Linked DNA regions of Homo sapiens: all the other regions are linked to region 2. The links are chromatin loops, found by intact Hi-C in ENCODE. Cell type or tissue: PC-9. All regions are shown on one strand.

What was found. Hi-C counts contacts between places; a loop is a spot of excess contacts. Peaks named below come from ENCODE experiments on the same cell type or tissue, not always from the same donor. Only the 100,000 strongest peaks of a DNase experiment are listed, where the experiment ranks them.
Region 1: it touches region 2 in a loop (3-fold over the local background); 26 of 110 quality-filtered maps call a loop at or near these places.
Region 3: it touches region 2 in a loop (4-fold over the local background); 18 of 110 quality-filtered maps call a loop at or near these places.

What each region holds. Positions count from the first base shown.
Region 1 is chr2:65,319,557-65,322,056 of GRCh38, reverse strand. All of the region lies in intron 4 of SPRED2 (sprouty related EVH1 domain containing 2), which reads left to right. Among named protein-coding and RNA genes, the nearest start is that of ACTR2, 93 kb to the right of the region's middle. In PC-9, CTCF peaks have their summits at 1,236 and 1,447 (motif pointing left); DNase peaks (open chromatin) are centred at 1,496 and 1,936; H3K4me3 peaks cover 1,216 bases; H3K27ac peaks cover 2,500 bases.
Region 2 is chr2:65,431,119-65,433,618 of GRCh38, reverse strand. SPRED2 (sprouty related EVH1 domain containing 2) reads left to right here and starts at 1,020. Exons shown (of 6, transcript NM_181784.3): 1 at 1,020-1,657. The coding sequence starts at 1,632. RefSeq lists silencers at 1,118-1,317, 2,088-2,137, 2,168-2,500. In PC-9, no CTCF peak of the experiment used is centred here; DNase peaks (open chromatin) are centred at 938 and 2,108; H3K4me3 peaks cover 2,500 bases; H3K27ac peaks cover 2,062 bases.
Region 3 is chr2:65,281,509-65,284,008 of GRCh38, reverse strand. No RefSeq gene overlaps it. Among named protein-coding and RNA genes, the nearest start is that of ACTR2, 55 kb to the right of the region's middle. In PC-9, no CTCF peak of the experiment used is centred here; no DNase peak of the experiment used is centred here.

The sequences.
Region 1 (2,500 bases), 110 kb after region 2:
ATCCCTGTAATCCTGGCACTTTAGGAGGACAAGGTGGGCAGATTGCCTGAGCTCAGGAGTTGGAGACCAGCCTGGGCAACCTGGTGAAACCCCATCTCTACTAAAAAAATCAAAAAATTAGCCAAACGTGTTGGCACGTGCTTGTAATCCCAGCCACTCGGGAGGCTGAGGCATGAGAATCGCTTGAACCCAGGAGGCGGAGGTTGCAGTGAGCTGAGATTCCGCCGCTGCACTCCAGCCTGGGTGACAGATCAAGGCTCTGTCTCAAAAAAATGTATAGCAAAATAGAAATTTTAAATCCCATTTTATTTTTGCCATAACCCCAAGGAAGATTTTGGCCCAATTTTACAGATGTAAACACTGGAGTTAGAGATTAACTTGACCAAAATCATCTTATAATTAGCAGAGAATGATTCAAATCTAATCTGCCTGAGCTGAGACCCTGTTGTTTTTAGCATTGTAATACTCCCCTCGTTTCTGTTGTTCAGTGCCTCATATTAGGTTGCACACTTCTTAATTGGACATCTTTTTTTTTTTTTTTTTTTTTTTTTTAGACAGGGTCTTGATTTGTTGCCCAGGCTGGTCTCGAACTCTTGACTTCAAGCGATCCTCCTACCTCAGCCTCCCAAAGCGCTGGGATTACAGGCATGAGCAGCTGCACCCAGCTGGACATCTTTTTAGCAACAGGCATTGACATTGAGTCAGAGTCAAACCCAAAGGCAAGAGTGTTTTTAGAGGGTACATTTGCAGGTGGCAAGGGCTGTGCTCCCTGCATCATAGTGCACAAGACCTCCCAGTGTCAGCTGGGGCCAGATGGCAATGCCAGCCTCAGTGTCCACAGCAGGAGACATTAAACGCCCACTCTGACCTGCTCTCTCAGGATGCTGCAGTCATGCCTTCTAGGAGCCTGAAGTCCCCGAGCACAGAGTAGTCACAGGGGACCTCTGCTTTTGTTCTTCAAAGCCCTAACAGTTCTTAGACCCCCACTGGAGAGCAAGGGGAGTGTAGATACAGTTGGGAGCATGTGATTGCCAACTTTTTCATTGAAGGTGACAGCTTTCAGATTGGTAGGTTGGTAGGTGTCAGTAGCTTGTGCACAGAAATAACAGAGAGATGTTTAAGAATCTTGCTTGTGTATTAGGTATGTGCATACCTCAGGTGGGCTGCTTTTCTGCAGCCCACGGAAACCAGGGCAGAGTTATAGGAGAGCCAGTTCAGAGGTGCATGAGGGTAAAAGGAGATTTTTTTTCCCCTTTGCCTTTCTTGGAGATGCCCTGGTAGTACATTCCTTTTGTTTGTAGGTCACACTAGCTGCTTTGTAAGAATCATCTGTTAGTATCCATCTGAAATAGCCTTGGCTTCCAATGGAATCTTCTGGGAGTTCAGACAACCCTGAACAGCTGGGCCTGGAAGACTGCAGGCTCGGCTAGGACGCAACCTCAGCTCTGCCCTCAGGAGGCAGTAGACTGTGGACATGCCTCTCGAGGTCTTCTGGCCTTCTTGCTTCACTGTAGAAATTCGTCATCAGATAAGGCCTTTCTCAGTCTCACATCCTCTGACAAATGTCTGGGGAGCTTTGCACTGGACTGTGCAGGGAGAGAGGGCTGGGGAGGTGGGATGGGAATATCGGAAGGTAGCATTTCTGATCGACTAATGAGTCCTAGGAAAAGCCGGATGTGCCTCATTTCTCAGAAGGACTTTCTACACATTGTTAACCCAAAAGTGGGTCACAGAAAATAGGCTGAGTTAGGGTGAACAGATGACTAACACAGTGGTGACCGTGGTGTGTTAAATGGGCTTCTGAGAACTAAGTACTGAGAGCTTATTACAATGTTCAACACAAGGCTAACTTCTAACCTAATAGATGACTGTAACGTGGCTGTTGGATAAGAATTTAACTCTTGAGATTTGAATCACACTGAAAGGCCCTGATTACTCATTTGAGAGGTATTTATTGAGATCTGTAGTAACCTTTGTACTGTGAGACATCATCTCCTCATCTCCTGGGTTTGTATACAGCAGGGTGTACCTTGTGACTTGGAGAAGTTGTGTTTTGTGTTAATCTCAACAAAATACCTCTTAGCATAGGAGCTGGAAGTGGACTTACCTGGCTGTGAGAGGCAGCAGTGTGTGGGGCCTATTAGAAATCTCCCTGGGCTTTGTGGTCAGGGAGGCTGCATTTCAGTCCCAGCTCTGCCAGTGACTGTGCTGCCATGGCCTGGATTCACCATCTCTCAGAGTCCCTTAGTGCCAGTGTGTGACATGGAGATAGTGTTTTACCTGTGACCTGCTGGCCATGCTGAGGAACCGTGTCCACAAGTAGCTCAGGGCCTGGCACACCATAAGCACTCACACATATGACACCAAGAAGAGTTGTTTGTGAGGAAGAGGAGGGAACCTGGGGAGGAGTAAGGGGTAGAGAGAAGCCAGGAGTGTGGTGCCTGTGGGACTGCTTTGGAAGGAATCCATAGTGAAGGGAAAGTGCACCCAAGTGACAAAC
Region 2 (2,500 bases):
TGCTGGGATTACAGGCGTGTGCCACCGCGCCCGGCCGGGGCTGCTTCTTAACGCGAGAAATTCCATAATTTCTACGGAAATGCAAACGTTTCTGGGCTGTGCTGGGTTGACCTTTTTCTTTGCATGAGTAATGATTCTTAAAAACATCCGTTCCTTGGCCGGGTGCGGTGGCCCATGCCTATAATCCCAGCACTTTGGGATGCCGAGGCAGGCGGATCACGAGGTCAAGAAATCGAGACCATCCTGGCCAACATGATGAAACCCCCTCCCTACTAAAAATACAAAAATTAGCTGGGCGTGGTGGCGCGCGCCTGTAGTCGCAGCTACTCGGGAGGCTGAGGCAGGAGAATCACTTGAACCCAGGAGGTGGAGGTTGCAGTGAGCCTAGATCGCGCCACTGCACTCCAGCCTGAGGACAGAGCGAGACTCCATCTCAAAACAAAACAAAACAAAAATCCATTCCTCTATTGAGACAAAAAAGAAAAAAAATCACAAGATTCACGTGAAACGGAAAAGCCTCTGCCTTTCAGAACCTTGGCAAAGTCGAACCCCCTCCCCTCTCTGGTTGGGTTGGGCTGGAGAAGCCAGCCCCTGGCACCTGCGCCGCCCCTACCTTCCCACCCCGCGGTGGGGGTAGTTGTGCCTCTGAGCCTGAGCACCTCTTCAGCTGTTTTACTCCCTCCCCTCCCTTGAGTTTCCCATCTCTGCCCCCGCCCAACCCCCCGATTTTTAATCTTGGTGTTTGGAAGGAGGGAGGGGGCAAAAACGGGAGCCAGATGTGTACGAGTCCTCCGCTCCCGCCTCCTCCCTCCTCTCGGGCTTCCTAAAACCCGGAGCCCTAATCAAGGAGGATTCGGAGCCAGACGGTCGCGGCGCAAGCAAACAACTCGGCTCCGCGGCTCCCCCGGGAGTGGAAGCCAGGAGGGAGGGGGAGAGGAAGCGGGGCGTGCTCAGTAGGCGGGACAAAGTTTTTTTTTTTTTCTTCTCCCTTTTTTTCGGTCGCAAGTAGGAAGCTTTTTGCACTCCACCACCTCTGGCCGCTGGGAAGACGTCATCGCTTCCGCCCTACTTCCTCCTCCTGTTGGCGGCGGTGAGAATCCAATATGGAGTAAATCGGTGGAGTCGAGAGATGGGGCTCGGACGGGGCGCCCTGCACCGCCTCCCAGGCGCACCTCCCCCGGCCGCCGACCGCTCCCCGGAACCGTGATTGGCCCGGCCCCCCGGGGGCGACCCCGGACTGAGCCCCCCCACCCGCGGCCGGCGCTCTCCTCCTCCTCGCAGCAGTCCCTGCCGCTCCGAGGCGCGCTTGTTTTTCTCCTGCTCTCCCCCACCGCCGTCCCCTTCCCAAATCTCGCCCCCTCTGCCCGCTCCCGAGCCCCCGGAGCCTCCGCCCGCCTCTCCCCACGGCGCTGCGGCGTTCACTCCCCGCGCAGCCTGCCTTTGCACCCCTTCCCCCAAACCCTATCCCGCGCCCTGCTTCCCCTTCTGCTGCGGCGCCCTCTTCATCTCTAGCCGCCCCCCCTCCCCAAATCAGGCGATCTCCGGAGATGTGAAGAAGGGGGGCGAGCGGACAGGAAGATGAAGGGAGCAAAGCTGCCCGCCGCGGGACAGGCGTCTAGGTGAACAAGAAAATGACCGAAGAAACACACCCAGACGAGTAAGTTTGGTCGCGGGGTGGGACGAGGGTGCCCCTCAGGGGCAGCGTGGGGGCCGGGGCTGAGGATGCGGGCGGGGACGCTTATTGGGTGAACTTGGCGTGGGGTGCAGCGACTCGCTGACCTTTCGGCGTTGGGACGCGAGGCTTCCCTGCTTGTTGAAGTGAGGAGAGGGCAAAAACTGCTGCGGGCTGGCGGGCGCACGCCTAGGGTCGGCGGGCTGGTGGCAGCTCCGGGGGCCAAGGGCGTGCGGGTGACCTCCCGGCGGTCTCCGCTCCCTCTCGGAGGACTTACAGCTCCCCCGCCCCCGAAATCCTCGGCGGCTAGAGCGGAAGACCTGACACCCCCACTCCGGCTTCCCGGGGCTGGTGGGTTTTTGCACAGTGACTTTGTGACTCCCGCCGCCCCGCGAGCCCTGCAGTCCGCTCCGGAGCCCACTGGGGCCTAGGCTCCGCCATTTCGTTTTCTTGAATCGCTCTCATTTGCATACCACATTTTCATTCATAAAAAACACGGCGGAGCGAGAGGAGGACAGGCGCGGGCTGCGCGGGGGTCTGGTGCGCCAGGGTCCCCGCGCGGGCCGGCGTGCTGGAGCCGCCCGAGGGGCCCCGCGGCGCGTGAGTGCCTGTGCACGCGCTTGTGGCCGGCACACGCGTCCTGCGGGGTCGGGCGGCTCGGGGCGGACCGAGGCGTGTGCGGCGGGGGCGTGCGGGGCATCGCGCTGGGGGCGCGCGTGTGTGTGTGTGTATGTGAGTGTCCTCGCGGGTGCGCGTGCACGGGCTTGTGCCTGGCCCGCGGGCCCGAGGGGAACAATGCTCGGGGCGCTCCGCCGGAGGGATCCTGGG
Region 3 (2,500 bases), 150 kb after region 2:
TTTTTTTTTACTCAGTCTATGTCACTCTGGCTGGAGTGCAGTGTCGTGATCTCGGCTCACTGCAGCCTCCACCTCCCAGGTTCAAGTGATTCTCATGCCTCAGCCTCCCTAGTAGCTGGGATTACAGATGCACACCACACCCAGCTAATTTTTGTATTTTCAGTATAGATGGGGTTTCACCATGTTGTCCAGGCTGGTCTCGAACTCCTGGACTCAAGTGACCCACCTGCTTCGGCCTCCCAAAATGCTGGGATTACAGGTTTGAGCCACGGCGCCCGCCTATTTAATCATTTTTTAATTTTTTTGGGCTTTTCCCTGCAATATACTTTTTTATTTTTCTGGCACCTTGATCTTGGACTTGTTGATTTATTAAATAATTCCACATTCTCCTGAGATCAAGGAAAATACTTTTCAGAGTGGCTTTCTTGGTGTCTAACATTTCTGCTTTATTGCAGCGAAGACACAAATAAAATCCTGATCCTTTACCAGCCCCCTCCTCACCCCACCCTCAGCTCCTCTAAGAAAGGGGAAAACCCTAGTGTGAATTTACTTTACATCATTACCATTTATAAATTCTTTCATCTTTCCTGGAAGTTTATTTGGGATTTCATTAATCTTACCGTATTCATGGGGTGCAAAAGCAAACTCGGCAGGATATAGCTGAGCACACTGTCTGCTCTTTTCACCTTCTGCTCCCATGGAAATCTTAAGTCAGAATCTCATTCCACTGGATGAAGGGACTGAACAAATAGATGGCACCTCTCTTTTGAGAAAGCTGACTTTAATTTGATAAATATTGAGCTCCTGCTACATATGGCACATAGAGCTCTTACCTTGGACATGTGAGAGAAGAAACACACTCTATATTGCTGAACTAAATGTTTTGGAACTATCCAGTGTCTTTCATTGCCAAGCACTGGCTTCCTTAAGACAGAATTGCATCCCAGCCAGATATTGTCAGGATTTACCTATATTAGTCAGGGTCTTAGCTGCAAGCAACAAACCCTACCCTGCCCTGGATGATTTAAGCAGAAATAAACTAGTAAAGAATATGTAGGAGTTCACAGAATCTCCAGGTTGCCGCAGAGTCCAGCTGGAGGACACCCAGTCATGACCAAGGCCCAACCATGCTGTGGGCCTTCAGCAGTGACTCCTACCACCTCCCCTCCTGGACATCGTCTCTGCCACTCACACCCCTGACACTGGGCACTGAATACCAAGTGCCTTGCCCAGCTCTGCTTCAAAACCCCAGGCCTGTGGTGACCCCTGGCTAGGAAACAATTCCTCTGGGTAGCTGCTTCTGGAGTGGGAGTGTCTAACGGGCAGATCTTTGCTACAAGAAAAGCTAGAAGGGTGAGTTGTGGACTTCTGCCTCAGGGAAGCAAGATTTGTAATGTAGAAAAATCCCTAATCATGGGAAGAGAATTCAAACCATGGTTGGTGGCCACAAGTCATGACCAATGTCCACTAATAACCTCCCAGTTTCTAGGTTTTCTTTGCATTCATTAGTCTAATGTATTTGTCAGTTATAGTTTTAGTCTTCTCTCTCCTCCTATCTGCTGTTGTTTGGCATTCTACAGCTTATTCTTATATTAAAAACATCGATAATCCTTGAATCTTAGTTCTAAAGCAAACCCTTGAGGAAGGGAGTGTGAGTGATGACAATTCCTAGCACCTGGAAACCTGCTGTTGACAAAGGAGGAAACAGGCAGGGCCCAGAAATGTGAAATTTCACCATAGCTACTACAGCTGTCCTACTGGCTAGGACCCAGATTTCCCAGAATGTGCTTTGCATAGTGCTAATAGGCGGTGGGCCACAGAGGGAGGGTGTGAGGAAGAGGGGAAGAGAGAGAGGAGGGGGAGGGGGAGGGGAGGTAAAAAAGTGGAGAGGGAGAGGGAGGGAGGAAGAGTGGGGGAAGAAAGAGAAAGGAAAAGGGAAAGAGGGACAGAGAGGGAGAGGGAGGGATATGGACGGAGTGAAGGAGGGGGAGAGAGAGAGAAAGGAAAGACACACACACAGAGACAGAGAAAGGGGGAGAGAGAGAGAGAGAAACAGAAAGAGATCCCTTGCTGAATAAAGTCGGCTGGGTTTTCTCCCTGCAGGACATCTCTGAGACTTTAGTATGCTGCAGGGAAGGTTTCTGCAGCATTTCTCTAACTCTTTAAACCACAAAGCACACTTGGGATATAGGGCATTTAGCTGGGACTCACAGAATACTCTTGGGGAAATATCATAGTACTCTGTGTTCTTACACGTTAGAACTCTGAAGAACACTTCAGATTTGAAACTCAGTGATTTTCATGCAAATACAAGTAATTTTTTTTTTTTTTTTCTGAGACAGAGTTTTGCTCTTGTTGCCCAGGCTGGAGTGCAGTGGTGCAACCTCAGCTCACTACAACCTCCACCTCCTGGGTTCAAGTGATTCCCCTTCCTCAGCCTCCCAAGTAGCTGGGACTACAGGCGTGCACCACCACACCCGGCTAATTTTTTGTATTTTTA